Regions from separate parts of the Homo sapiens genome. Here region 2 is linked to region 1. A link is a contact called in ENCODE Hi-C or POLR2A ChIA-PET data. All regions are on one chromosome and are shown on one strand. Each heading gives the region's core, a stretch centred on a gene start or an enhancer-like site at or near the end of the contact. The rest is flanking DNA. Distances are from core to core; before and after follow the strand shown.

Region 1 (2,601 bases), core at 76-2,575:
CTATAAATGCGTTATCCACAGGCAAGGCTATTCCTCTTTCAGTTGAAGGACTCTTTATGAGATCATCTGAATTCCTTTTTAAATTAAGCTCCATGCTCACCAAAGAAACATTCTGATTATGATCTTGCTCCTTACATAACTTAGCAACAGGGAGGAAATGCTGTGAGTTTGCCTCCTGCCTTCTGGAGAAACCTTTTATCTTCATTTCTAGCCAACCACATTATAGTCTTCCTTTGGTTCAGAAAATCTTCCATGGTTTCTTTAATAAAAGTAACATGTAACACTAAATAAAACTTACTTTTTCTGAGCTATGGCTTTAGTTCTCTTTTCTGAGAGTCTGCTTCTGACTCATCAATGGGTATGAATTAGAGTGGCAGAGGGAAAGAGCTAAAGACTGATCAAACCTCCAACCTTACATTTCCCTGAAATTCACAGAAGATGCATAATGAGCTATCACCTTACATATTTTTCACAACTGCTTTTACTCAGAAGTACCAAAATGCAAAGAACTCCTTCTTTCTTACAGGCTGCAGAGCCTCAGAGACCAAATAAACTGTGAGCATTTGAATGACAACTGAAACCTCTTGTGTGCATTTTTATTTATCTAACTCAAGATTTGCTAGAGTTCAAGCAACTATTTAAAGTTCAAAAACCTATGATTAATGTTTAAGTTGCTGATGAGATATTTTTCAGATCCTGATCATTGCTGAGCAATGGCATAACATTAAATGCTGGAGCAGCAAGATTTTACTTTCCAAAGGACTGAGCTTACAGAACATGAGAGGGAGGCAGGAAGAGGGAAAGGGTGGAGGAGTCTGAGGCAGCTGAATGATAAGCAAAGAACTCTTTTGTTCTTTTCACACTACGGAATCAAAGCCATTTCAGTTCACTTCCCACACCTGAGATGTTTGTCACTAAGCCATTTCCTTCTCTCTGAAGTGGGTTTAGACAGTCATTTTGCTGTTGTGAAATTCACATCCCTCTTTTCCCAAACCACATCCATGCCTTTCTCAGTTCACCCTCCCCAGAAACACCTACTCTCAGGCAGGATTGGCAGTTTGCAAGTTTAGAGTCTCATAGAAGAGATAGATGACAAATAAAGCTAGAAAAAAAAACTCTTTTCAAGGAAATTGTAAGACCTCTTGAAATACAAAACCTATTTTTCCAGGTTTCTGATTTTAGCCAGTATGAAGATCAATGGAAGCAAACTGCATTACAATAAATGTTGTCAGTCCCACTGATATTCCTTGAAACTGTATGTTCATGGAAGCCCACAGTCTGGCCTTGTTTCAGTGGGATGCTTACCTGAAGTTCACCTCACTACATTCCAGTTACTGAAGCACATGACAAGTTGTGACTTGTGCATAGTTTTCCCCTGAGTTTTGAAAAGTAGAAAGCTGTTATTTAGCTTTGTGGTTTGTTGGGGTTTAAATTTCTGTTGCTATTGCAGCTGTCTTAGCAGTGCAAATCCCAAAGCAAAGAATGATGTGAAAAATTTTGCTCATTTTGAAAGTGTTAGAGAATTTTTTTTAACTTTGACTCCTTGAATTCTCCAGGAAATGATGTCAATCAGTTTAAACAAACAGCACTTTCCACAGAGCTCCCAGGCAAAGTCACATGGTGTTCTGTGTGCTTGGAGCTCACCAGGTTGGTATTATGAGAGGGGACAAGTCAATTGGTAAGTTATAGCAAGGAGGAAAGTTTGAAAAACTTGGAGGATGGATGAGTTCCTGAGTGATTACCTAATTCATTCTCTTGACCACAAACAGTTCTATTGATGAACCTTTCCCAAGAGATGGCTTTCTATTGTGTTTTCAAATATTTTTAGAGGGGAAGCTCTGCTCTGCAGGTTAGATAAAATGGGTAAACTGTCAACTCTAAGGTGGGCTGTAAGTAGGACTAAAGACATCTGCTTCTTGTCTGTGGCAAAATCCTAGATTTGGATAGATCAAATTTGGATAGATCACATGCAAGAATATATAAACAAACAAACCTTTAGAGAAACAACACTGAACTAGAAGGGAATGTAAACCTATTTCCAAAGATTCTGAGAAAAATCTTGTATTTGAAAAATAACTTTAAATCAGAAAGAAAAAATTTATGATGACATTTTCTTAATGTCATTAAAGGAAGCAGGACTACATGGCAACTATGAAAAAAGAGCATAAAATTACAGGGAGAAAATTCATTAAGATGAAGACAGAGATAAAGAAAGAAGCATTCTTAAATTTAAAATGTAAAAAGTTCTGTAATCATACAGAATTGAAATGAATATGTGAATTGGAGGCATTAATGAATAGAATTGACAATGCATAAAATGAATTGGTCCTGTGGAATAGTAACTTAAATATCTCCCAGAGCGTCAAGTAAAACATAAAAGAGTTCAAATTGCCAAGAGTGAAGATGATTGATGATCAACATGGGTAGCCAAGGAAAGAAAATCATAAAATAATAGATGTTCCAGAAAAAAGATATGTGACTGATGAGAATAAAACAGAAACTAAAGATTCAATAAAACGAGATAAATATTAAGAAAGATCAAAAAGGAGTAGCATAAAACAAAATAGCAGAAGAAAAAGCAGGTAAATTAGTTAAGACAAT
Region 2 (2,601 bases), core at 48-2,547, 590 kb after region 1:
AGGTTGGAGAGAAAGGAAGGAACCAAATCATGTAGGCATTTGTAGGAGCTGGGTTTGTATTCTATCATTACTTCCTCAGTCAGTAGAGATAATGAAGAACAGAAATCTAGGCAAATATGGATAAATTATAAATGTACCAAAATGATGATAGTTAAAACCCACGAAAAAAAGAGCATAACATCAACAAGTGCTTTGGCAATTTTCTATGTGGAGATTCTGGTTTTAAGATAATTTGGGCAGAATTCATAGCATAAAAAATTAACATTACTCACAGACTTACATTCTAAGGAGAGGAATTCCATGTCATGCTTTTAGGAATGAATCCTAGAAACTGATTGTCCTCTGGAACAAAGGAGACTGTGGCATTTTAGAGAGCCCTAAGCTTCACTATGCGTTTCTGAATTTGAGGATATGGTTGAGGAAAATTAGTCAGAAGGAAAGGACTTGGACACTCAGGATTCCATAGATCTGGAAAGTAGGAAGGCAAGGGCTGTGCTGAAGGAGACATTCACTCTTTGCATGGGGGCCATCAGAGACGAAGCCAGATAGCATGCACAACACCCAGCTTATTCTCACACCCATACTTTCTCTGTTTGCAAAGAGAAATCACAATGGAAATATTTCTAAAGATTACCCTTCTGCAACAGAAAGAATTGACTGGAAAGTAAGTTATGAAAAAGAAATCTGGAAGCAAGGTAATAGAGCCCCAAACAGAATTTAAATCTTTTCCTATCAGTATTTGGTAGAGTCTGAGTACTGACTTATCAGAATATATATAGGATTTTATCCAGTTGAAGCTGCAGACTTTAAGGATGTATCCATTTCCTCCCCTCTTCCCTCTGTCCTTCCCTCCCTCAACAGTGAATGTTTGAGATGATGCTATCCAGCCTTTATAGACCAATCTATAGATAAGTGACTCTTCTTTTTAGCCTTCTTCATGGCGAATTTCTCTCCAACATTCTTTGCATTCTAATTGGTCTTACTCAATTCCAAAGAATTTCCCATTAATCAATAAAGCTTCTTCTTAGAAGTGGACTAAAGCTGAAGTTTCAGCTTCTGTCAGACTCCATGTGAGAGACTCCTTTCAAAAAGAGGCAAACTGTAAATCCAGTTTTCTTTTGGCATTAATTTCCTAGTAGTTCTGGGGGTTCAAATGAGACATCAGTGACTAGCTGTCACTCAAGTATTTTATCTCAAAGCTTAAAGGACTGGAAAGTGACTGTGCTCCTTCCACTCTCAGTTTAAGTACAGTATTCTGTTCCTGGCAGCCAAGAAGCAGCAGGTGTAGGATGAGGAATAGCTGGCCATTGCTCCTGGCCAGAGAAGGTGCTTCTTCACAACAGTGGAAGGTTTCAGTATCGCTTAGCCTGTCCAAGAGAAACTATTTTTGTTCCATATCCATGCCCTGGTAGGAGAGTTCAAATTTATTTTGGGTTTGCTGATGGCTATACTATCAGGAGGATATCAGTGCAGGAAGCCAAGAAGCTACCATCTGTGCTGTGTTTATATCTAAAGAATTATTTAGAAGACTGATTACTCAGTTAGCTGGGCCTCCTGACCTTCTAGTATTACACTTAGAAAGGTAACTAACACTTTCTTGAAAGTCACTTCACTTTTAATAACCCATATAATTCCCTCAATATAAGGTAGGGATCAAAGTATTGACCAAAGCTTCACACTGAGTCTCATGTGTTGTGGATGCTATGAATGATCACTTGTGGTTAACAGATAGTGACTCCTAACAGTGATATGTTAGTAAATATTTAACAATGGGCTCTCTAGGGAAAAATAACTGATTCATAGCATTTGCCAGTTTCCATGATGGAATAGTAAGAACAATTTTATAAATTCAAAAACATAGATGAAATATAGAAATTCCTCAAAAGACAATAATGACCAAAATCAACTCAAGCAAAGTAGGAAGCCCAAATAGCCCTATATTTATTAAAGAAAATGAATTCACAAATCTGCCCACCAGAAAAATTGCAAGTCCAGATGGCTTTACTAGGGAAGTATATCAATTGCATAAGGAATAAATTACACTAATCTTGCACAAAACCCTTCAGAAAATAGAGAGGAAACACTTCCCAACTCACCTTTTGATTCCAGAATTTATACTGTTACCAGAATTAGGTGAAGACATTATGAGAAAAGAAAATTATAGATCAGAAATCAGTATACTTCATGAATAGAGATGAAAAGAAAATTCTTTGCAAAGTATCAGCAGATTGAATCCAGTAAAAACATATATTATATATATATGTGTGTATATATATGTGTGTGTGTGTGTACATATATATATATATATAAATTATCATATATGATGACCAGGAATGTAAGGTTGGTTTGACTTTCAAAATCAACTGATATAATTCACCATATTAACAGAATAAAGAGGGAAAACTGTATGATTGTCTCAAGTATGAAACAAAACCATCTGAAAAAATGGAAAAATTCAGCACTTATTCTTTGTGTATGTATATAACTCCCAAATAAAGTAAGAATAGAAGAGATTTTTCTCAACTTGATAAAAGACAACTAAAAGAAGCCTGCAGCTAATATCAGACTTAAGTGTGGAAAGACTGACCACTTTCCCTAAGA

Evidence for each region. Hi-C counts contacts between places; a loop is a spot of excess contacts on that map. ChIA-PET counts read pairs that join two places held with the same protein, here RNA polymerase II (POLR2A).
Region 2: a loop to region 1 is called in a map with no recorded cell type, with 3 times the contacts of the local background. The contact joins two enhancer-like sites. A Hi-C loop is called at or near these places in 1 of 37 single-sample maps with no recorded cell type. POLR2A ChIA-PET finds 5 or more read pairs at or near these places in 1 of 52 experiments (HEK293).

The regions. Positions count from the first base shown.
Region 1 is chr6:142,568,971-142,571,571 of GRCh38, forward strand. The region is part of intron 1 of LOC153910 (a long non-coding RNA gene); the gene reads right to left. Among named protein-coding and RNA genes, the nearest start is that of ADGRG6, 270 kb to the left of the region's middle. Within about 2 kb of position 1,326, at least 2 of the 41 ENCODE cell types and tissues checked have a DNase peak (open chromatin) inside an H3K27ac peak, as active enhancers do.
Region 2 is chr6:143,159,279-143,161,879 of GRCh38, forward strand. All of the region lies in intron 2 of AIG1 (androgen induced 1), which reads left to right. All of the region lies in intron 1 of LOC124901416 (a long non-coding RNA gene), which reads right to left. Among named protein-coding and RNA genes, the nearest start is that of AIG1, 100 kb to the left of the region's middle. Within about 2 kb of position 1,298, at least 2 of the 41 ENCODE cell types and tissues checked have a DNase peak (open chromatin) inside an H3K27ac peak, as active enhancers do.